5 separate regions of the Mus musculus genome follow, and regions 2, 3, 4 and 5 are each linked to region 1. The links are chromatin loops, found by intact Hi-C in ENCODE. Cell type or tissue: left cerebral cortex. All regions are shown on one strand.

Evidence for each region. A loop is a pair of places that touch in the nucleus more often than their neighbours do. Peaks named below come from ENCODE experiments on the same cell type or tissue, not always from the same donor. Only the 100,000 strongest peaks of a DNase experiment are listed, where the experiment ranks them.
Region 2: it touches region 1 in a loop (3-fold over the local background); 6 of 42 quality-filtered maps call a loop at or near these places.
Region 3: a loop joins it to region 1, with 5 times the contacts of the local background. A loop is called at or near these places in 3 of 42 quality-filtered maps.
Region 4: it touches region 1 in a loop (7-fold over the local background); 3 of 42 quality-filtered maps call a loop at or near these places.
Region 5: it touches region 1 in a loop (5-fold over the local background); 3 of 42 quality-filtered maps call a loop at or near these places.

Annotation. Positions count from the first base shown.
Region 1 is chr3:110,247,118-110,252,117 of GRCm38, reverse strand. It overlaps Prmt6 (protein arginine N-methyltransferase 6), which reads left to right and starts at 1,119. Exons shown (of 1, transcript NM_178891.5): 1 at 1,119-3,593. The coding sequence starts at 1,147. The coding sequence ends at 2,283. In left cerebral cortex, no CTCF peak of the experiment used is centred here; DNase peaks (open chromatin) are centred at 1,441, 1,959, 3,220, 3,340 and 1 more place; H3K4me3 peaks cover 3,006 bases; H3K27ac peaks cover 1,726 bases.
Region 2 is chr3:109,523,501-109,528,500 of GRCm38, reverse strand. Vav3 (vav 3 oncogene) reads right to left here. Exons shown (of 27, transcript NM_020505.2): 13 at 2,547-2,632; 14 at 955-1,087; 15 at 117-226. Among named protein-coding and RNA genes, the nearest start is that of Vav3, 190 kb to the right of the region's middle. In left cerebral cortex, a CTCF peak has its summit at 2,069 (motif pointing left); DNase peaks (open chromatin) are centred at 1,131, 1,683 and 2,050.
Region 3 is chr3:111,074,637-111,079,636 of GRCm38, reverse strand. It overlaps the pseudogene Gm52641. Among named protein-coding and RNA genes, the nearest start is that of Gm26076, 510 kb to the right of the region's middle. In left cerebral cortex, no CTCF peak of the experiment used is centred here; no DNase peak of the experiment used is centred here.
Region 4 is chr3:109,780,089-109,785,088 of GRCm38, reverse strand. It overlaps Ntng1 (netrin G1), which reads left to right. Exons shown (of 8, transcript NM_030699.2): 8 at 2,178-5,000. The coding sequence ends at 2,407. Among named protein-coding and RNA genes, the nearest start is that of Gm25681, 81 kb to the left of the region's middle. In left cerebral cortex, a CTCF peak has its summit at 2,687 (motif pointing left); DNase peaks (open chromatin) are centred at 2,311, 2,660, 3,303, 3,522 and 1 more place; H3K4me3 peaks cover 1,622 bases; H3K27ac peaks cover 788 bases.
Region 5 is chr3:111,066,835-111,071,834 of GRCm38, reverse strand. No RefSeq gene overlaps it. Among named protein-coding and RNA genes, the nearest start is that of Gm26076, 500 kb to the right of the region's middle. In left cerebral cortex, a CTCF peak has its summit at 2,507; DNase peaks (open chromatin) are centred at 1,050, 1,196, 1,821 and 2,510.

The sequences.
Region 1 (5,000 bases):
GGGATCACTTTGGACTCAGAATCAAGATCTTGTATTATTTGGTTTTCACTTTGCGTCATACATATTCTTTGTATCCTAACTCTGGTTAGAACAGAGAGTTTGGTGAGTTACAACTGTCAGAGAAGGGACAAGAACTGTGCCACATAATTCAGTAGTGGGGGGCGGGGGAGGTCCTGTGAGGGAAACATAGACTTGTAGCTGTAAGTGGTGTGCCTACATCAAGAATGTGTAAAAATGAGTGTAGTGACTATTCCTGGCTATCATCAACTAGACTATATCTGGAGTGAACTACAGTCCAGAATTGGAAGGCTCACTCACCTGTGATCTTGAGGCTGAAAGACACAGGTTTCTGACTTGAACCGAGTGGAGGTTTTTTTGTTTGTTTATTTTTTCTTTGAGGCAGGGTTTCTCTGTGTAGCCTTGGCTGTATTAGAACTCACTCTGTAGACCAGGCTGGCCTCGAACTCAGAAATTCGCCTGCCTCTGCCTCCCAAGTGTTGGGTTTAAAGGCGTGAGCCACCACGCCCGGCCTTGGCAGGAAGATCTTGAGGCATATGGCCATGAAAAGTTTAGCCTCAGGCAAGGTAGTACATGCCTTTAATCCCAGGAAACTTGAGACAAAAGCTCAAGGTCAGCCTGGGAAAAGGAAGTCCCAGATCCGGAAGTGGTGATACACACCTTTATTCTGGGACACACCTGCGGGAGGCCTACATAAGGTCACTGGAAGAAGGAAAACTCACTTTTTCTGCCAGGACGCCGTGTGGGACTGAGCAGCTGCTAGATCCTTGGATTTTCATTCACAGCTGCTGCTGACCATCTTTGGGGACTACAGATTGTAAGTCATCAACAAATTCTCTTACTCTACAGAGGCTACCCATACGTTCTGTGACTCTAGAGAACCCTGACAAGGGGTAAAAGGAAAGGGCAAAAACTGAAAGGATCTCGGGAAAATAGTGTGGTCTTAGAGAACAACTTGTCATGGCGTTAGAGGAAAATAACGGTGTGCCAAGATTGACTCTGGTTGAGCCTCTGCCCTCAGGAAGCGGGATGCAGGAAGCGGACTACGAATCCCAGCAGGCCCCGGGGACTCTGAGCCTGCGCACCGCACCGCGCAACGAATGCTGGGGGTCGGCTGCCGGGGCCAAGATGTCGCTGAGCAAGAAAAGAAAGCTTGAGTCGGGGGACAGCGGAGGCGCCGGCGCCGGAGGGGAGGGAGCCGAGGAGGAAAATGGCGGGGAGCAGGAGGCGGCCCCGCCACGACCCCGGAGGACCAAGAGCGAGCGGGACCAGCTGTACTACGAGTGCTACTCCGACGTCTCGGTCCACGAGGAGATGATCGCCGACCAGGTCCGCACCGAAGCCTACCGCTTAGGCATCCTGAAGAACTGGGCCGCGCTGCGAGGCAAGACGGTGCTGGACGTGGGCGCGGGCACCGGCATTCTCAGCATCTTCTGTGCCCAGGCCGGGGCACGGCGCGTGTACGCGGTGGAGGCCAGCGCCATCTGGCAACAGGCCCGGGAGGTGGTGCGGCTCAACGGGTTGGAGGACCGCGTGCACGTCCTGCCGGGCCCGGTGGAGACCGTGGAGCTGCCGGAGCGAGTGGACGCCATCGTCAGCGAGTGGATGGGCTACGGACTTCTGCACGAGTCCATGCTGAGCTCCGTGCTCCACGCGCGGACCAAATGGCTGAAGGAGGGCGGTCTCCTCCTGCCAGCTTCCGCGGAGCTCTTCGTGGCCCCGATTAGCGACCAGATGCTCGAGTGGCGTCTGGGTTTCTGGAGCCAGGTGAAGCAGCACTATGGCGTGGATATGAGCTGCATGGAGAGCTTCGCCACGCGCTGCCTCATGGGCCATTCGGAGATCGTGGTGCAGGATCTGTCCGGAGAGGACGTGCTGGCCCGGCCGCAGCGCTTTGCCCAGCTCGAGCTGGCCCGAGCCGGCCTGGAGCAGGAGCTGGAGGCTGGTGTGGGCGGGCGCTTCCGCTGCAGCTGCTATGGTTCCGCGCCTCTACATGGTTTCGCCGTCTGGTTTCAAGTGACCTTTCCCGGAGGGGACTCGGAGAAACCTCTGGTGCTGTCCACCTCGCCTTTTCACCCGGCCACCCACTGGAAGCAGGCGCTCCTCTACTTGAACGAGCCGGTGCCGGTGGAACAAGATACGGACATTTCCGGAGAGATCACCCTGCTGCCCTCCCCGGACAACCCCCGGCGTCTGCGCATACTTCTGCGCTACAAAGTGGGAGACCATGAGGAAAAGACCAAAGACTTTGCCATGGAGGACTGAGCGTTGCCTTTTCTCCCCCTCCACCTTCTTCGGAAGGTCCGAAGAGAAAGGGAGATCGCCTATGCAAGTTGGGGACATAGCTGTCTCTTTTACCTCACCGCTCCAGTCTTCATTTGAGGACATTCTTCTGGCAGTGTTTATTTTAAAAGTGAGCATCCCTGACCAAGGACTGATGCAGTGTGCTTACTAACGGGCTTTTAAACCTGGAAAGCATGTAGTATAAAGAAACTCTTGTATTTCTGTTTCTTTTGTTTAACTGCCGGGGTTGGGGGGGGGGCAATAAATGTGATCTTTTTATAATTGGTCCACGAGCTAATCTGACACCTCCCCATCCCTATCAGTATGAAACTGGGAGAAAGGCAACATGGTCTGATTACATTTCAGAAACTTGCAGAATGATTTTTAAAGCTGTTTCTTTCAGCTGGAATTCTCTCAAGTCTTGAGTGCCTACCTGTGCTTCCTTATATTCTAACGTTCATATTGTTAGTAAGGAAGTGGGGCACAGGAGAAGTATTTTAAATAACCCTGCTCTCCTTACGCTTAATTCACGGAGTGCTAAATTTGATGAACCTTAGTAAAATGGCTTAATTTTACAGCCTGCCTAGGCAATTCTGAGAGTGACAGGAGAAAAGGTCTGAAAGTGAAATAGTGATGGGGTGTTAATATTTTTATTTTGACTTTCAAGACTGAGCCGAGAAAACCTATGTTTTATAATATAAATATTTTTGTGACTCTTGTAAAGCAGTCTGATAGGGAAGGTTGCTGAACCTAGCCCAAGGGCGGACCCTTTACCTCTTGTGCTGGCTTTATTTAAGCACAGGTCTAATTCTGTATGAAAGGAACGCGAGCACTCTAATCTAATAAAAGTTCCTGTCTTCAGTTCTTCTTAGTTCAGACAACTGTGAACAGTGTGCATTTGGGGAGCTCCCTTACAATGATGTGTGAGTCAGATTGTCACATTTACTTCACATATTTCCTTTCCCTCCTTTCTGTGGCAAATAAAACGGCATTCTCACTTTTTATAGCTGAGGTCTTTAGACGTTTTGTGTGTGGTCTGTGAGTTTACTATAATGCTGCTACTTGTCTTGGTGTCAAAGCTCCTGCAGAACTCAGCTTCAGAACAGCTCAAATGATGATTAACATGGTTTTGAGCTCTAGCTGTGTAAGACTTAACGGGTGTGGAAAACTGCTGTTCTTAAGTACTATTGAATTTCACTTTTTGTAACCTTGGTTCTGTTTTTGGCTTTTTAAAAACATTGTATATTAAATTGCTAAAGTATTAAAACTAATTTGCTGGGGCTCTATTTTGAAGGAAAAATACAAATATAAAACCACCAGTTTCACAAAACAAGCATATTTTGATATCAGAATACTTAACATCTTTTATAAATGCTTGGTTTAGAGGTTTAAAAAGTTCCTTTGGGGTCTCCTATGTTTTTAATCAAGCTTTCGCCTATAGTGATTGCTGGTGATTTTGATTAGCCTTTCTATAGCAATTCCTGTAGTATTTAAATGTCTGGAATCCTTTTCTGCATAATTCTGTAAATACAAGTACTATATCCACCCTCCCTCCAACCCCTCAAAAAAAGACACAAGGGAAATCCAGTTAAAACTTGGGAGGGTGTGAGTGGAGACTAGATTTTCTTGACTGAGCAAAAAGTTTCAAAATTCTAGTTACATTTTCTCAAAAATGAATTAGAAATTCTGGGAGCTGAAGCAGAAGCTAAAGTCAGGAAGCACAGTGGTGTTCCTAGGAAACAGCCAGAAAAGGCAAACCAGCCCACCCCCATGCAAACCAGAGAAAACAATATTACCACTCCATAGAGAACTGGGGATACAAGTGATTAAAGTAACCTAGAAGTAAGCTTCCAGTACCATGATGCTGAGTTTGTGCAAAAGGCAAACCTAGAGCGATCTGATGCATACAAAATGTGCTCCAGAACAAATACTCATTGGTCTTTTTTTTTTGTTCTCCACAGGCACTGGCAGTATCAACATGGCTATACATGAAGAGCAATGTATGCCACAGGGTACCAGATGATCCAAAGGAGCCCCACAGCCTTTGGGAGGAAGACACCTGGGATGGATGAAAGCCTGAGGTGTGTGGACACCCAGGCACTATCTGATGTGTTATGTGGATTGAGACTGATAACATGAAGCCCTTAAGGCTGCAGGAGGGGATTATCAGACCCTAGAAAGAGCATCATGATAAAGTTCCACCTACCTCCCTCCTCATACCATTTATTTAGCCCTCTAAAAATACCCAATCTTGTCATTTTATTAAACCAATGAGCACAGTTGCTAGAAATGCATTCTAATAGTCATTGTGATAGGTATTTGTAATTACAAGCTAATGTGAACCCTGCTCATAAATAGATGTCTACCACTAAAGAAAGTAAAGGCCATTTGTTAGGACCTGGATGGTTTTAGTGTCAGAGAAGATGGATACTCTGTTTTAAACACTAAGTAGAAAGGTTTCTAGAGATGCTGATATACTTGACTAAAGTTCCATACATAATTCTTGCTTGTGAAATGGGACCATACATTGTGCAAGTGGGGCTCGGAGCCCAGTATGGAGCTGAGGATGACTTTGGACTCCTGAAGCTCCTGCCTCCACCTTCCAAATGCTGGAGCTAATAGCACTGTACCACTGTGCCCAGCATAGTTTTTGACAAAACCTTACGCACGCACAACTCTGACTTTCTAATTGTAAACAA
Region 2 (5,000 bases), 720 kb after region 1:
TTTGGCCTACACATAACACACACACACACACACACACAGGTACACATCCAACACACACACGTTTGTGCAAGTACACACCACACACACAAATAAATTTTAAAAGTAAAAATACTCACAGAGCCATTTCAAACTGTTCCAGCCATTTTTTCTTTAAATCTTTTGTTTTGCAATAAAATTCTAACCCATTTTGTCCTTGGGTATGGATGAGGTAGAAGCCATAAGACCACTGTGAAAAATGAATATTCTTCAAGTTAATGATTATCACTTGTTAAAAACATATTTTCAGATTCACTGGAGCACCGGCATAGCCATGCATACAAAACCTTATAGCTAACAGCATTAACACTGACGACTGTAACAAACCTCATACTGAGAAGAAAATCAGTTACCAACTTCATATTGATGAGAAAATCATTATTACCATATTGATCAGAGGAACTGGAAATGGTCAGATCAACCAATCATTGGGTCTGTCAGGACCCAATCATAGCTCACAGGAACCTGTACCAAAATCAATCTCTGAAAATTCAATGCCTGATTCAGACAGCAGCATCTCACTCTAATGGACGTATGTACATCTGGCTCCAGATTTTGCAGGTTCTGTACTCAAATATTCAACAACTGCAGATGAAAACAATATGAATTGCATCTGTACCAAGCATGTACAGACTTGTTTCCTTGTCACTATTGCTAAATGATACGGTATAACAGCTGCTTACAGCAACCCAAGTATTGTCTTAGGAATTACAAAGAGCCGAGAGTCGCTTTAAATTATGTAGAAAGACATGCACAGGTTATATGTGAACACTAAACCATTTTATATAAGGGCCCCAAGTATCTGCAGATTCAGGTGTCTGCAGTGGAGGGAGGAGTCTAGATACCAAGGGATGATTATATTTGAATATTCAAAGCTCTGCATAAATTACTGTCCATTGCCACCTCCCCAGTAGTCACCTTTTTATTCTCTTTGTCAGTGGTAGGGTTGTTGGCTATCTTGTACTGCTGGAGATCTATTATTTCCTTCATCTCGTAGTTATCGCCTTTCCTTTTACAGACAATCACTGCCAAGTCGAATAAGAAGATATGCCTGTAAAAGAGAGAGTGTGGGTGACTGACAGCAAACTGTTTGCAAGTGCATTTTTTTTTTTCCTGGCAAGATGTGACTGCACCAGCCAAGCGTTCTTCTGCATTAAGGGCCACAGGCAGGGCCACACAGTAGAAACTGTAAGGAATACAGGCTCACAGGATCATCACTGTCCTTCATGGGGCTCAAGGAGAGATGCTGCCATTCCACCCCAGCTCCCCTCATTTGAACTTAAAGGAAGGGAGGGAGCATTAGAAAAGCAATCCATACACTTTAGAGTCATTGAAAATACTCACTAAGATAGGCCATAAAGCTGCTCATGAATAATTGCTCTCTTTTTATTTCAATGCTAAAATCTCAGAAAAATATTCACAATCAGGACAGTAGATCTTCTACAACCGTAATAGCAATCAATCAAAAGCCTTGAGAACTGTTCGTTCCACAAACAAGACATAAAATAAATCCCCTGGGTCCCCACCCGGGTCGGAATTACTCTCATCCTGGGTGTGCAAACCCACGCTGGAGGGGCGGGGGCTTGTATGCAAATTGCCAGCAGTTACACTGATGATCCATACAGAGTAAGATCGCACCCAAGCTAACTTTAGAACCTGTGCCTTCACTCCTTGTGTTCGGTGTCACAATTTAATGGGTCACCTTAAGTGTAGCTTGGGTGTAAGAGAAACTGCAAGCCAGGAAAGTGATGGTTAACTTTCTGTGTTAATTTTTTTTTTCCTTATTAAAAGCAATGTTAATTGGGGAAGGAAACGAATCTTCTAACCTTATCCAACTGCAATAAATGTGTGCTTTTTAAAACTCTCAATGATTAACACACTTATTCTTAACCAATGATTGTGACAATGACACATTCCCAGTGTTCAAACACTTTCCTCATCTTCAAAGTCAAATGTGTGGCTCCTGAGAACTAGCTGAGGAACCCGGGTATCAAGGTGGAAACAAGGGTCAATGCTGCCCCCTGCTGGTAGACGTTTTCTTCTACAAAGAGTCCGGGGAAACAATCGCCTGTCATGACAGAGAATAAAAGGCCAAGAGTACTAAGGATATTCAAGGACTCTGCCTAGAGGTCTCCCTAAATAAAAATACACTGCTAAACAGTTCCCATTCTGCATTCCTCCCTGGGATGATTTTTATTATTTTCAGTTAATTTCCAAATGAGTCTTTTAAAACAGGCAATCGTGGCTTTACGGCAATCGTCTGGTGGCGTTTCATGATTGAAATGCGTCTTATTTTCGAACATTTTCATTTAGCACCTAAAACCTTAGGCAAATCAACAGAGTGCAGGCTAGAAAGAGAAGTAATACATGGGACATATGTTAGAAAAGGTAAGGGACTGGTGACTGGCTGGCCCCCTGGCCTGCACACCGCCACCTGTCCTAGAATACCTGACTGAAGCCATCATTCCTGGGACAGCAGCTACCACCGTGAGAGTGCACCTGCCACTCACCTTTCTTGTTTTGTATGCTTGTCCAGAGTGGTTATTCGGATTTCACCGTCTCCCTGTGGTCGTCCAAAGAGCAAAACTGGCTGGTTCTAAAACATAGATACACCTTTAAATAAATCTTACGTGTGTGTCTAACCCTTTCACAATCACATAAAAACAGAAGTAAACACCGGGAAAGACATTCTCCAGGACAATGGCCCTATCATGTTGCAATTGATATCATTTTTATTTATTTTAACACATTCACTCTTAAGTGCACAAGACTTGGATACAAGGTAAGATTTGAAAATCAACCAGTCACTACTTCTACACAGAACCTTAAACAGGAAGTGAGCAGACCTGGATCTGAACTGAAAGCCCCGCCCTCCTGAGGACTAGCTTCTGTGTACCACAGGGTATCGTTCAAGTCTCCAAAGGAAGGCAGCAACCAATAGTCTAGCCAACAATGATGCCTATGAACCACGTTAATAACCAACATGCCACAATAGCCATAGGAATACAGGAAGAACTGGCTCACATAGCTTGTCAGTAACTAAGAGCTCTCTAAAAGGACCTAAGGCCCGCTCAACAAGAAAAAAATCATGCCTGGTTCCTCAGGAGGGCGGGGCTTTCAGGTCAGATCCAGCTCTGGTCACTTCCCTTTTAAGGTTCTATGTAGAAGTAGTGGCTGGTTGATTTTTAAATCTTACCTTGTATCTAAGTCCTGTGCAGTTGAGAGTAAATGTGTTATAATAAATAAAAATGATATCGATCCAGGTACCCGGAGTAGGAAAGCCATGGATGTTGAAGGAGAACTAGCAACTACTACCGTACTAAACCAGCTTAATCCCTTACGGCCTTCTAGGTAGATGTCCTTACACTCACAGATCAGTGTACGCCTCATCCCTCACCCGGAAAAGTTCTCTTTGCAGCAGAGACATTGCAGAGAGGCACGGCCAGTGAAAACATAGAACTGTGGAGCACAGTCCCAACTCATCTGACTACAACACACTCCTGCGCCTTGGGCTAAGGAACCATTGCAGAAGAGACAGAAAGATTATAAAAATCAGAAGAATGGTGGGTTTGCTGTGAGGTTGTGTCTCCTAAATTATCAGAGAGGCTATACCCGAGATGTTTCAGCATCATGTCTTCCTAAACATGAGCTGAACAAGACAAACAGACCTGCTGATGTGAAAGGGGAGCGCTCACAAGGTCCCAAGACTAAACAACAACAACAAATAAACAAAACACAACTACGGGCAACTAAGAAATGCTGAGACCAGGAGAAATAGTCCTTTTTAGGTTAAAAGCACATAAATTGGTTATTCACTACTAGTCAGCCCTAAAAATATATACATAAGAGTAACATTATACAGACTGAGCAAGATATATTCATACAATAATTAAAGAAGAAAAGGAGGTCAAGAATTTGAAAGAGAACAGGATGGGTTACTGGGAAGTGTTTGACAGGGATAAAGGAAAGGGAGAAATGATGTATGCAATTACAGTTTAATCTCAAAAAAAATAAAAATATTATTTAAAGGGGAAAAATGATACTAATCACTGAAATGATACTAATCACAAGAAAATTACAGTAAGTGATATTTGTCACGCATGCAAGGTGGAGTGAGGCAGCCTCTATGTTCATAGAACATACCATACACAGGACACAAATGTTCACAGCAGCATGGAACTGCAGACACATAATTGTCCCAAAAGCAGAATCTAGGAAGAGGGGATCCTGAAGCTCCCTCCTTGAGCCAAGAGTTCCAGGATGGAATTTTATGATGTAACAATTCAATGATACATTTCCACAAAGGCAGGAACACAAAATAGTTTAAACTATTAATGAACACTTACAGTATTTTTTTAAGGAAAAGAGAATTGACGGAAGATTATCAATGATACCTATGGATTTCATTCTAATAAAAGAGGCAAATGTGATTTCTAGGAACATGCTCATATATTAGCCACAACTGTCTTCAAAAAGTGCCAAGAACATTCGATTCAGAGAAATAAAGTATCCAAAGAGTGCAAGGGAAACTATATATCTACAATAAGAACAATAAAGTTAGACCTTAGCTTTATACTGAATCTAAAAATACCTACGTAGAGCAAAGATCTATACATAAAAGCTGACACTATTAAGGTTCTAGAAGAAAATAGAGAAAAAGCTTTTTATAGAATTAAATTTAACAATGAGTTCTTGGATGTGACATTAAAAGTGTAGGCAAGGAATTGAAGGTGGGCAACCTGGAACTTATGGCGCCACCAACGCTGTCTGCAGAAGAAAGTCTCTATTATACCTGATAATGGGCTGATGAGAATATATGTATAAACTCCTATAAACCCACACATGTGAGAGTGCATGTGCACACATACACACACACACACACACACACACACACACACACACACACACACACCAGGACTCAAATTAGCCAAGTTATTCAAGTGAACAGTTCTCCAAACCAAACA
Region 3 (5,000 bases), 830 kb before region 1:
TAACATTCTTAGGAAATTGAAAGCCCAACATTGGCTCAACGATTGCCTAGGATATTGGAACACTGGTGGAGGCCAATCTAACTTAGCTATTTGTCAAATCATTCCTTGGAGGCACTTAGAATATAACAATACTGAAACTCTCAGGGACAAATCTGAAACACGTCTGTGTTATGGGATACCAAAGAACTTCCAGGAGACAAGTTTCCATGAAACTTTTGCCTCAGGACTGTGACCAAGCTTTTGGGCTTGTCACGCAGATTTCACAGGGGTGGGTGAGGCAATAAAGCAGTTAAACTCAGTTCATGAGGTTAAAGACCAAAAGACGGAATCATTCTAAATTGGCTCAGTCACACAATATTCTGGAACAGAATTTAACCTCATTCTGTTTGTTCCCTAATATTTATGAAAACAATGTTTAAAATCAGCAGTCAAGTTTAGCCAGACCAATAAATTTCATGACAGCCCATTCTGATAGCAGCTTGGATCATACTGGCTGCTTTTAAATAGATTTCAAGAGAGAAACTGAAGGCCAAAGAAGAAATGTGCAATGTTTCAGACATGTAAATTCAGATGTTGAAGAAGTCAGGGAAAAAGAAAGCCAGGTGCTTTGAAAAGGAACAACAGGAAAGACTTCCAGAGTGAATCTCAAGAATAAGCAAAATTCCTCCATCTCAAGCAAAACTGTATGAAGGTAAAATCTGCTTTTGCAGAGTTGCATTTGAGAAAGTACACAGGGATAGCCTACTCAAAAGGGGTTTCTTAAAGAGTCATTTTTTCAGAATGTTTCTGCATTATTCACCTCTTTTGTCACTTAAAGGCTGCTAAGGAATGGCTTAAATTGGGTTTTCAATAGCTGAAGACATTGGCATCAACTATGTTTTACTGGCTGTGTAGTGAACATCAAACAAGAGTTATGAATCATAGAAGCTTTCATTGAAACCTTGAAGGAAACCTTAGAAACTGAGCCTTATATAGCCAGATTGCCATAGCTGGAGAAAGTCCTTTAAAAGGCAGTGAATGAAGTTGTGATAGTTAAGCCATAAAAAATCTGGTCCAGAGAACCTGGGTAAAGTCCCACTTCTGAGGATGTTTCTACCACAATCCCAATGGGAGCTGTTTGCTAGAATAAAGTTTGCTATGTTTATTCTCCTTCTATCTGTGCCCCTCAGTCTCTCTGTACCTCTTGTTTCATCTCTCATTCATGACTACTCCCACATTCCTACAGAAGCAGCCAAGTGTCTTCACCTGTCACTTTTTTTCTCCAAATTTTCTCTCTAGAATATACAATTCTGCATCTATCCCACAAAACAAACTTTGTTAAACCCAAGACAACAACTCCCCCCTCTAAGTCACTTATAACAATGTGGAGATAGAATGAAAGGCATTGGAGTCAGGTGTAAATTATTATGGTTTGGATCTTGAACAATATTCAACTGCTCAAGTTCTAAATGCTTGACTGCAAGGCTAGGATGTAGGCTATTTGGGAAGTGACTCAATGATATCATTGACTTCATTATTCTTCTATTGTTATTTATAAATGAATAAGTATCTAAAGAAGGTATTATACACTGGAATTATTTAAAAATACAGAATTCTTCACACATTTTAATACCATTTAACAGAGTTCATGCTATGCTTCTCTGTATTATTACAAAATCACTGTATGTCTTGCTAAGAAACCAAGATTGCTTATTTAGCATCCTGCCTGCCATATCATAACAGCTCTTCCCACTATCAACTTTCTAGCGTTTTGCCTTGTTTTTAATAAAAGCAAAAGCAATTGGGCTAAGGACTGAAACCTCAAACTCATGAATCTTCCCTTCTTTCATTTGATGTGATATGCTTTGAGTGTATAATGTCCATTTAAGGCTCTCATGTGGCACTATTGGGTGATAAAAAATTTTAGGATATGGGATATGATGAGGGTTCATATCCCATTGCTTCATATGGATATGAAAAAATTCATTGAGAGTATGTAATTGAAGAGAAATGGTTTTTATACTACTACTTTCTCTCTCTCTCTCTCTCTTTCTCTCTCTCTCTCTCTCTCTCTCTCTCTCTCTCTCTCCATCTCTCTCCATCTCTCTCTCCATCTCTCTCTTTTCCCTGACAACCATGAGTTTGCAATGATATCACACATTCCACCACAATATATTGTAGTGCCACAAATCAAATCAGAAATACAAGTATAGGCTAAAACATCAGCCACTATGAACACACACCACACACGCATACATGCGTGCGCGCACACACACACACACACACACACACACACACACACACATTTCAATATCTTATATAGAGATGGGAATTTGAGGAAATCTTATTGCATTGCTATGCTTTTTGTTAACATCTTTTACTTCAAAATACATAATTATAAAACTATTTAATATATATTTGGCTTGCCAAAGTTCCATTTATTTCCATTTTACTTATTTATATGTCAAACATTCAACTATAAGTAGCACTATTGTGAAGCACCCACTGGAAATAGAGCAATGAAAGAAACTTCAAGGAGCCATCAGCACTCTATACCAGCATGTTTTGGAGAACAAGAATAAAAATCTTAAAACAAATGGATGCTTAATGAGAAGGATGTGAGAATTTCTTTAAAAAGGTATTGCAGTAAATATCTCTGTGAAAAAGACAACTGGGCTCAGTGAGATGGCTCAGAATTAAAAGTGTTCAACCCATGAGTCTGAAGACTTGATTTTGATCCTAGAAGTTCTGTAAAGTGGAGGGAGAGAGCCAGCACACCCCAGAGTTGGTCTCCAGAGACTTCTCAAGGGAAAACCTCATGGAGAAATTGCAAATCAAAGTTTACTGGATTCTCTGAACGATAAAGTGTCATGTTAACATTCTCAATAAAATAGTTGTATGATCTGATTTGAGATGTAAAATAATAGAATAAGCACTGGCAAGAATCTGACAATGGTGTAAAGAGGAAAACGTCTTCTGTAAGGCTACTGTGAGGTTCCAGGTAATGTCTCCTGAATGTTCAGACCACAGTGATAGCAGCTGCTGTGCAGTGCAAGATGAGGATAAAATCCACAGCGATTGCACAAAAATTTGGGGCAGTTTAGGAAATGAGGATGAAAAAGGACTAAAATGAGCATCAAAACATGCAAATGACTGAATAATAAGAAGAAAATCTGTAGTCTGTTTTTGTTAAATAAATGTTATTTGTTAAATAAATACCCTATGACTAAGCAGCAAGAGCACTTGTTGCTCAAACATAGTGAACTGATTTCAGATCTCCAGAACCTATGTAAAAGTACATTCTTGGATTTGTGCACCTGTAACCCCAGTGCCATGCTGTAGAAGGAGGAGGATTGTTGGAGATTTGTGCCCAGCACCCTGGATACAAATTCAGTGGGAGACTCATTCTCAAAGGAAGAGGAAAGGGAGAGATACAGCATGACACTAGATGTCTTATCTTTGGCCTCTATGCATGCTAGAATGTGCTTCCCTGCACACAAACATGTGTAGGCATATGCACATTTGTGATACATTTACACATACTGAAAATATAAATAAAAGTAAGTTAAAATTAAATGAGAAAAATTTTAATAGGATCACCAAATAAAGGAGCAAACATGGAGTAGCAAAGATACAAGAGTCAGTGGTCACAATTGTAGAAGTGCTATATGTGAATGGATAGGCAGATTCAAACAGAGGGTCTTACTCAGCCTGAAGTCATGATGGTTCAGGCCAGACACATTACATGGCTTCAGACAGTACCTGAATATGCTACATAATCACCAAAGATTTCACCATCTGTTATTGGTCATTGTTTAGCTAAGTATCATTATAGAATGATTAACAAAATTAAATTAGCTCAAAAAGAAAATTAAGCAAATATTTTTTTCTATAGTTCATAAAATATAATTAAGAGTAAAAGAATCTGTAAAGATACATTTAAAACATTGCCTGCAGGTTCAAATTATTTCTCCTTCTCAAATCTGAACTGATAAATTAACCATTTTCTATACTGTATTTTCCTTTTTAAACCAAAAACTTTCAAATAGCTACTGCTATCCCATGTGCCCACTTCTAAAAGAAGATACATTTTAATATCTTAATTTGCATGTGTATTTGCAACATCGTGTATATGGGCCAAAATGAAATTATGAAAAACGAAGGAAAAATCCAGCAAATAGAACCAAGGAAGTCACAGGCAGGCAAGGAACAAGTGTCAACTACTCCTGGAAGAGACTTTTTTCTCCTTCCAAAAAGTCCCCATCCTGGCTTCTGGGATGTATGCAGCAGGATCCTTGTGTTTATTTTTGCTACTTTCCTTTTATGAGTTGTATGTTATATCTGAGCAAGACAGACTGAGGTCAGCTGCAGCCCTTCCTGCACATTCTAATGACTCCAGATTAAAACACCTGGCATTTATTTTTGGTTGTAATTGGGAGATTATATAACTTACTAGCAATATAATTGGTGACACTACAACTCTAGGTGTTATGCAGCTAAGGTTAAGATGTAATTGAAATGTAAATATAGTAGCAAATCTGGTAGGAGACAATAAGTTTTATAGTTTTCTCTGGTAAAGAAACAAAAATAGAAGAGAAAATTTGAAGCCATTTATTTAATAATATACAGTAATACTACAGGGCTTTTCACTGGAGGATATCGAACACAGCAATTAGGTTATTGTGCTTACTATTATTTTGTTCCAATACCACAGTAGAATTTATTTCAAATCAATGGGTTAACTCAAATTTTAAGGTTCACTCACTCAAGTTAAACTCTCTGATTAGGTCAGGCTGGCCAGAGAACTCCAGAACTCTACTTCAGTTTTGTATTATAATCAGCTGCTACTTCTCCTGACTTTTCTGTTACCTCGGATTCTGGGGATTAATTCCAGCTCTCAGACACACAATCCAAGAACTTCATTAAGCTTTCTTCACACATCACTGTTAGGTTTCTCTAAGTCTTTTTTAAAAATGCATTGATGCATATATTAGTTGAATGAATTGTGTGCTTGGAACAAC
Region 4 (5,000 bases), 470 kb after region 1:
AGTAGATTATTTACATGTAGAGAAGGTATCGAATTTTAACTTAATCACTGGCTTCTCGGGAAAAAGAAAAAGAAAAAAACCTTTGCTCAACAGCTGCTTTACATTCAAGTCCAAGAGGAAGAAAAATAGCTTCGAAAAAAAGAGGGGAGTGATATTTAATTAACTATTGATTTCTTCTCAATTATTCAAGGCAAGCAATTATCGATATTGATGGAACAGATATTTCCCTATGTCCAGTGCCCAAATGAAAGGAAATATCCCATTCTGCAATCTGCTGTCTAGATTGAGAAGTGCTCAGAATCTTTAACTTTAAGTGGAAATGGTTACTTGGATCTGTTAATTCCATGTTGCCCCAATTAAACAGATATTTCTTGAAGTGTAAGCAAAACAAAATCCTGAACACCTCTGTATACTTTCCAAATGGACAAAAACCAAAACAGAGCAAGACCCACCAGGATTTTACCCTATGACCCTGTGCTTGGGGGGACCTTGTTTCATAGCTACAGATGTTGACATGCCAAACAAACAAAAAAGAACCTGATAAAAAATACCATAATTTGGGTTCAATCTAAACTACCCACTGAGTAGCAGCTTGTGTGCTTGATGCCTCTAATCCGTGTGACACTGCCTTATGTACCAGCATTTCAAACATGAACGATTAACTAGTTCTAATTATACAAATGTATTATGCACCTGTCTTCTATGTCGCCCTGAAATGTTGAAGAAGGTAGTCACACTGGACTCTGTTTAGAGAACTTTATTATTAGCTCCACGGATGCCCAGTGCCACCTTCCCTCAACCGTTCACACACAGATGCATTCCTAAGTTTGTGGGTGTGGACAAAGCCCCTCTTCAAGGTGACATGAGTATTGAACATGATTAATAGGCAAAGCAAATGCTACTTATAGTTATTATGTGTGGAAGGTGGGACTATTTTGTAACAACGATTTGTATTTAATAGCACCATCGTGCTGTGTGTGTGTGTGTGTGTGTGTGTGTGTGTGTGTATGTGTGTGTGTGTGAATCCATCTTTGGAGAAATTGGGCCATGACATTTTTTTTTGAATGAAAAACTTATAATTTATAAAAGAAGCTCCTTTTTCTGCTCTGTGCCCCGCCTGCCCCCTGTCCAGAGTGGTCTATGTGTTAAGTGCTTAAGCAGCAAATGTTGTCGGAAAGCGTTCGTTCTTGGCTCTCTTCTTCTTTGTTGTTGTGTTAATTTCCCTGGGTTCTATTTAACATTCTGCTAAATCAGTGAAACCTTGATTATCTAAGAGAATACAAGCCATTGAATTAATGAGGTTAAGGGGAATTTTGACGATAGGAGAAATTATTAGAGGTGAAAGTTCTGTGACAGAGGCTGTGAATGGATTTCAGTCAGGAGCTGCTTCTTGATTTTCCAACCCGATTCTATTCCTTGATGGATGTAATGAAATTTTGGTAATCAGGGTTTCACCGTTGCATTTATTACTGTTCCCAAATCAAGGTAACCTTGGGCTCTACTCCCCATATTTACAAGGTAATAAAAAACTCTGCTGGGCTGTCAGGGACAAATGTGACTGCTCTTCCTCACATGCCTCCCACGAAACAAGCTTTTCCTCTTCCATCTGGCTGTTGCCTGCTTGGAGCATGCCACTTTTCTCACATCCTAACCCTGCATTCCCCTGCTTCCCTGTGGCCTCTTTGCATGCACGAAAAGGCTGGAATCGGTTCAGGGACGATGGATGGATGTCCTGACCTTAGAGGTTGTTGGTCATTTTAGCAGCACTGCTTTGCATTTTAAACGGCACTCATCTGGCTTCAAGGTTCTGTTTTCTTGTATCAGGCACTTGTCCTTTAAAAAAAACCTAGGAGGTCACAACAGGTCTCACGTACACAAAAATTTCCAAACCAGGAGCATTGCATTACCTTAAATTCGATAGCCTGAACTGGAGATTAACCAAGATTGCAGGGGAAGGGGAGGGGGAAACCTATATGAAAAGGCCTAATATGATCAAAACAAAGGCAGCCGACTACATTTGTTTGGAAATTGGAGTCACATGCTTAGTTTGTGGAGGGAAGGGGGGTGCACAAGATCGATAGAGAATTTCTTTTTTAAAGCTGAAAACATGATGTTCCAGATGAACTTAAATTGATTCTGCTTCTCCTCCCCTCCCTTTCCCTCCCCTCGTTCTGCAGCTAATGTCTGCGACAATGAGCTCCTGCACTGCCAGAATGGAGGGACCTGCCAGAACAATGTGCGCTGCGCGTGCCCAGACGCCTACACCGGCATCCTCTGTGAGAAGCTACGGTGCGAAGAGGCGGGCAGCTGTGGCTCCGAATCCGGCCAGGGAGCACCCCCGCGGGGCTCCCCAGCACTGCTGCTGCTGACCATGCTGCTGGGGACTGCCGGTCCCCTGGTGTTCTAGGGGTCACACCCAGCCCTCCGACAGGCCTGTGCTGTGGGGAAGCAAACACAACCCAAGCGATTGCCACTGACATAGAAAACACGCACACCCACTCCAACACAGTGTATAAAAGAAGAGGGCCTAACTGAACTAAGCCATATCTCTCAGAACCGGACAGCACATCGCACATCGGAGTTGAGACTGTTCATCATTGACTCCAGAGGAATTGGCAGCTGTTGCTATTCTCACTGCAAATCTCATTGCCAGCTGCAGAGCTGATTGCGGATTGGAAAGGCTGTGAGAGCGCCCCCAAGAGGAAAGACGGAAAACAAACTGATCAACCAACCTAAAAACATTCGCTACTCTACCGTGGTGCACCCTAGTACCGCTCTGCTCAGTGTGTGGGCCAACCAAATAAAAGCATTCTTCGCTGTCAGGTGCATTGTGGGTATAAGGAAATCTGTTACAAGCTGCCATATTGGCCTGCTTCAGTCCCCCCGACCCCCAAATCCCTTCCAACCTGTGCTTTAGTGAACGTTGCTCTGTAACCCTTGTTGGTTGAAAGATTTCTTTGTCTGATGTTAGTGATACACACGTGTAACAGCCCCCTCCAAAGCGCAAGCCAGTCATACCCCTGTATATTTTAGCAGCACTGCGGTCCCAGTGCCAGCTCACGTCCACTTCACAAGAGTGGTTAGAGGAAAAGAGAAAGTGTATCTATCCTTTTGTATTCAAATGAAGTTATTTTTCTTGAAATAATGTAATATGTAGATTTTTTGTATTATTGCCAATTTATGTTACCAGACAATCTGTTAATGTATCTAATTCGAATCAGCAAAGACTGACTGATGTTTGAGTTTTTGGTCCTCTTTGGTTTTGTTTCGTTTCGTCATGCAGAGATTTCTCTGTAAGGGCAACGAGCGTGCTGGCATCAAAGAATATCGGTTTACATATAGCAAGTGTAATAAGATTCCACCAAAGGACATTTTAAATGTTTTTTCTTGTTGCTTTAACACTGGAAGATTTAAAGAATAAAAATTCCTGCAGAAATGTTATCAGGAAATTGTATGGCCGTTTCTTAAGACGAAAGGAGCAACCACCCAGCAGTTTCCCAGTCACGTCACTGATTTTTGTGTGGACTGAACACAGTCAGCTGACAACTTTAATAACCAGGAAGACGGATTGATGGTCACTAGCTTGGACAACGTCTGCAAAATATGAGACTATTTTCCACCTGGGAAAAAATTATAACCACAAAAACAGAGAGAAAGAAATATCTAAGTGATTGCCAAGATTATGCCAAAGCCTGTTGGCAGAGCACTAAGAGACTTTTATTTTTAAGTCATGCTATTTTCACAGATTTATGGTGATCATGTGACTCTAGGGATGCCGATCTATGTATCCTTCCAAATACAGTGTTTACATGGAGTATCATAAGAGGCCACCTGGGGAACCAGGACAGCAGCAGGGAAATTGAGTGATTAGCAATTTGACTTTGAATATATTCTAAGTATTTAAATGAAATATCAAAATATACAGCAGCAAGTAGACATAACTGCTGTTCCTGAAAATAAAGTCTGTTTCAAGTACTGCCCAAGGTGTAATAAATTCTTGTTTCTGCCTTTTATTAGGCCAATTACTGTACATGACAGCAGAGGGAGCTGGGCGGGTGGAGAATCACTGCAAAGTTTTTGGAGGGGCTGAAACAATGTATGTTCAATCCCGGCACACTGCCACCCTGCAGGTGACAAATGTGTCAGCAATGGCATCTCTTGGAATCAGAAATAATTATGAGGCCAAACCAGAAGATTAAAGACAATGAAGTCCTACATGACTTGGTGGGACAATAACCAATGACAGTATTAGGTCAGAAGCCTCGTTCCAGGCTGAATTCTTCACCCTACCGCCAGTCTCGCTTGAACCAGGGGGAAGCAGGGGGAACAATGTCTTCTGACAAATAACCGAGTCAAAACTAGATGAAGGAACAGCATGTCTTATTGGTTTTGTTCCCAGAAAAGCCAATTCAAAGAAGGCAATAAAAGGTAAGCAGGTAATTCCTGCTCTGCCTGCCACCCCACGTCCAAGTCGATTGGATGTTTGTTATTCAAACCAACAGCATCTTTTGATATAAGAAATAGGGAAAGATGGAAATAAATTAGCGCCTTGGCTTAGTGCCAGAGTGGCCAACCAGAAATGGCAGATTTACATTAGAAGCATAAATAGAAAATCATATTCCCAGCTCACCAAAGAATGCACATGAAAATTCTGATCGCATACAGAGTGTGAGATTACTTCTAATGAGGTGGATTTCTGATATTAAAATGGAGTTTAAGTTGTCTTATAGTTTATTAGCACAAACCAAAGGCAGACTGTGTTATTTCTGGCAATGGTGCACTTTATCATTATCCAGTCACACAGCTTTGTCACAATGATCAGGAATCAGACGCTGCACAATTCAATACGTGGGATTCCGACAGCTAATTCTGAAATTTAATGAAGGCCTGATTTAAATCAACTCATCTGCATTTTATCTTTATGAGGCTATAAGAATCTAAATTGAGGAGGAATATCTTGCATTCAGTGTATTTAGATATAGTTCTCTGATTTTCTTGAA
Region 5 (5,000 bases), 820 kb before region 1:
CACAAAGGGAAAGAGTTTTATCAGTCTCTAAACTGTTGTATATGAATTTTCTTGTGATCTGAGGCAAATGTTAACATAAAATATTTTGTTTTATATTATTGAAAACTTCAAAGTGAGAAATTAATTTATGAGCATACATAGAAACTATACCGCACAGAATAAAAATTTTCATACCCAAATGTACATTGTGCATTGCATTTTCTGCAGACCTTCTAAGAGAATTGCAATTGCAGGGTACATCAACATAACAAGCACCTCCCATTAGCTGTTCAATGTTTCTCAGAATTCCACAGCACTTTCATTGTATTTCTGTTTCTATGGATTTCAAATGTCTAAAGTCGTAATGATTCCTGTAAACACACTTGTAACTTTTACCAAAAATTAGTTTGTTTGTTTGTTTGTTTGTTTGTTTGTTTTTATAAGGAACAGGAAAGATGGCAGAGGCAGTTTACTCTGCTATGGGGGGGGGGGGGTGATCTCCATGGCATCATCTGTCACCAGGGTGTTGCCACTTGACAGTTCAATACCTGCTCATCCTGTGCTCCTGACTATGCTGAGCTCTGAGTAAACCGTGCTGTATGCAAACTGTCAGGAAGAGCCTGACATATCATTAGTACTGACCTCCAGGATGGCAGTCCCAATGTGAAACCAAACAGCACAGCTAATTTTCATTACAGTTAAATTAATCTGCACACATTGCCACTTAGCATTGGACAGCAAAAGTCCCAAACAGAAAGCATTTTATGAACTCTGTGATCAACTCAACAAAATCCTAAAGCTAAGAACTCCACAAAAAAAGCTGCATTTTAAAGGGCTCAATATGAACCTTTTTATAACAGGTAAAACACAGCCTTCATAAGCACAGTGGAATTAAAATGTTCTGTGGCATTTATGGCAAGGATTTTATGTGGACCCACCTCAGCAGCACTGCTGCTTTAATGCCTTCCCAGCTCAGACACATCAGATAAACACCAGCAGCCACCAGAGGCACACACCAGAGGCAAGCCTGGCTTGCCTAGCTCTCTGATATTGTTGTGCCTAGTGTCTTGTGACCTCACTTGAGCTCAGAGTGTGTGAGAGAAATGCACAACGTGTGAACTCTATTTTGTGCACTCCTGAAAGCCACAAGATGAGCAAGTGTCTACTGATACTCTGTGCAGTGAGGCAAATGAACCAATTTTCTGGCATTGGCTTCTCAGAATTCAAAAATTGCATTGTTAAGGGATTTGGAGAGGGGGCCCTCATCTTCCAACCTCCCATACTATCTCAGTGACACTTGACCTCTCCTGTCACCTGTGGGAATCAAAGGGATGACCACACCACATGTAATCACTTGAAGCTAACAACACAAAGAGCACCAAATTGTTCACCATATGTAGAGTGTATGCTATGCTCTGTTTTTATTATTTCAACTACATTTTTGAGAAAATGTATTTTTAAAATTAAATTATAAATTGAATTACTTAAAGCACTTATATCTGTGTTTTAATACATGGATTGCTTTCTTTCAGAAGCAGACAATTCTTTTCAGCAAATGATATAAAGCACATTTGGAAGAGTATTAAATCAATGAATGGCCTTGATTCTGCCTCCTGAAATTGCTGCACACATGGATCAAACAGTGTCTGTTTCATAGCCCTGAGTATGCAAAGCAGATATGCCTCTAGTGCACACTGGAAAGTAACCTCAAGTGCTGAAGCACTGAGGTACACCTGCGACCCTGAAAGGCAGGAGCAGCCAACTCACTAGGGAATTGAGCTATCAGTTATGGGAGAGCTCATTTCCTGCAAAGGCTCTGGACAGCTGGCTGAGGAGAGTGGCAGAGCTGCACATGGTGACAGGCTCTGGAGACAGTGACTACATTAGCAGCATGATATGTATACAGTGACTCATTTTTCTCCTTTCAGCCGTCCTCACATAAATAGCAAGAGCATCAGCTATAATAACTGAGAAGAGATGTGAAGTATCAATGATATATTTTTAATTTTCTCAGTGTCTGGACATTTATTATAATTTAGTGGAAGTCATGTGACACAAGAGAAGACAGCCAAAGGCTTTAAAAGCAGATAAGCCATGGTGTAAATCCTGGTTTGATCATTACAGGTTTAGTGACCTTCAGAGTGTTAAACATTTAAGGTCTCGGGTTCTCTGATGTAATAATAGTATTAAATATTTTTACTATGTGAAAAATCAGAAATGATGTTTCAAATTTAAAAGGCACTGTCGCTGAAGTATCAAAGACTAATTATGATTTTATTGTCTGAATCTGGAATTCCTGTGATTGTTACATTGGTCTTGATGCTCGAGCAAAACTTAAATCAAATCTTGCTAATAGTTAAGACAACATGTTTTGACTTTCAATTGCACAATTTCAACTTAGGCAACCCATAGTTTCCTAAGAACACAGTTATGTAACTTATAGATAATTTAAACTGTGCATTTGCTCAATGTTCTTTTTGTTCTAAGCTTGAAGAAGACGCTTCACTGGCTAAAGCCTACCGCCAGGAGGAGCTCCGTAGTTCTTGATGAGTTTTTCTCAGGATTGATTTAATCCAAGGCGAATGCATAACAGGCACGACAGGTGGAAGGCATGAATTTTTCTTAGTCGCTTAGATGTCTTAGTTTTTCAACTTCAAATTCTTAGCATGCATTGCTCTGGGGCTTCAGGTAGCCATGGAATTAGCACCGAAAGAAGGTCTTCTTGAATATGAAATGTTATTCTCTAAAAAGGCTTAAGATGTGTGCACACATTTATTTCTATTCTGGACCGATTTGGGGTGGGAACTGCATCTTTTTCAGATTTACTTAACCTTCGTTCTTTCTTCCTTCCCTCCCTACTTTCTTACTCCCTTTTCATTTTTTCCTTTCTTTCTTCCTTCTTTTTTGTGATAGTCTTGTTTTCTTGTTGGAATAATGATACTCTGAGTAGATTTCAAGCCTTATGTCGATTCTAGATATTATCTGGCAAGTTTCAAGAACTGAGGACCCCATTACAGAGAAGGAGTTCTAAGAATTAAACACAGAACACAGAGTATTAAATAAATGTGCTACCAGATACCTTGTGACTTGTGACTCCAGTAGAATGTACATTTAAATTTTTTTCTTTTTTAAATTCTGGAGGCCAGGCTGAAAAATGTTCTATGAACAATGTCCTTTCCAGAGGGAACGGTCACGTGTGCTGACAGTTCGGGTTGGATCTTGGGTCTTCCCTTTGCTATTTTACAAGCTTTTACACATTTTTAATATTCCTATGCTTTTTCTTGTTATGTTAAATTGAGATTATAAAAAGATATTCTTAATATGACTATCAATTTATATAAAGTCCTTTTTACTGGACAGAGACTGTTTTAGGCTCTAAAATATAATGCTGAACAATAAACTCCAGTCTTCATAAACTGTATTTTTAAATGTATACACACATACACACACACTCACAAACACACCCACCCACAAACACACACATGCATACACAGAGACAGACAGGCAGACAGACAGACAGCACTATATAAAAACAAATAAAAACCAAAAGTTAGCAAAATTTTCAGACGTGACTTTTCTAACAGGACAAAGCATAATGTTTAGGGGTAATTTGCTTCGGACTATAGGAAAGAAAGATATAAAGTTAATGTCCTGATGTTTATAAATATGATTAATTTTGAATCAAACAATATTACTAAAGTCTTTTAGTAAGCTCTTGGAGTTATCATTTCTGAGTGGCTAAATCTTTTCAACCTAATTAGATGCATGAGTATTAAAATCTATTTTGAACTCATTTTTTTTTAAAGTGAGACATTTGCTTTGAGGGAAAAATACACTGCATGTATATTTGGTTTTTATATATGTGTGTTAGCATTTTTCCATGATTGCTTCAGATTTTCTTCGAAGAAAAAATGTTGCTGAAAACATTATATCCCTTTCTGAGTCCCTTGTACCTTCTTTGTAAAGAGAACAGTTCTCTGGGCTTGGTTTTCATGTTTCCTATGGATTTTTCAACTTCTCATGTATAAGTAGATACAAATTATACTGAGATATTTGAAAGATTATAGACATAGCTAGAATAACAATAAATTAATAAATGTTATTCACTATTATATGAGTAAAATTTATTCTTCTTCATGAATGTTCCTTCTGGTCATTCCCGAGATTATGTTGCAATGCATTAATGTTATAAATTGATTCATTTCCCAGCTTATAGATGTTAAGGCACCTCATATATTCAATATTAAAAATGAAGTTATGAATAACTTGTTCCCTATGTGATCACTTTTTAATCAAAATCAGTATATTCTTCCAGCCAGAATATATCCCTAGTGAGATACAATGGAGCTGGAGTGTGACACTGTGGTCTGAACCTAAGGAATGTGAGAAATCAATGCATAAGGAAAAGTGGTATCAGTCCTATTATTTCTAAACAACCAGTATTTTATCCTGATGTATGTTCAAAACCTAGTATTCTTCATATTTCTTTTAATTTTAAGGAAATGTTACTGAAACCAATTGGACATACAGTGCTGAAAGTATAATTTCTACTAAAGGCACACAAAGACAAGAGTTAATGATGTGGTGATGCACATCTGAAATTTCAGGACTTAGAGGAGGTTATTCCAGGAAGTCAAAGAAGTTACACTAGAAAGATCAACTGAGTTACCCTCGGATGTCAAGGTCATTCCGAGTTACCGGGCAAAAACCAAGTCTGCAAGAGTCAAAGGATCAGGTAGAGCAGACCAGCAGAGTGTCTGCTATCATATGTCTGGCCCTGGATTGAATTTGGAGCTATAAGGGGGAAAAACTGCATAACTGATAGAAATGGACCTTGTCCAATATTTGAAAACTTGGATATTATTGCAAGATGAGGTCGCTAGTCACAGAAAGGAATTTGTGTGTGTGTCTTTGTTTTTATGTGTGAACTAGATTTCCGGTATACTTTTCCAGCTGATGATACTTGTATGAAAGCCCAATTAATTCACCTAGAACAGATTATCAACTTTTCTTGGATAAGA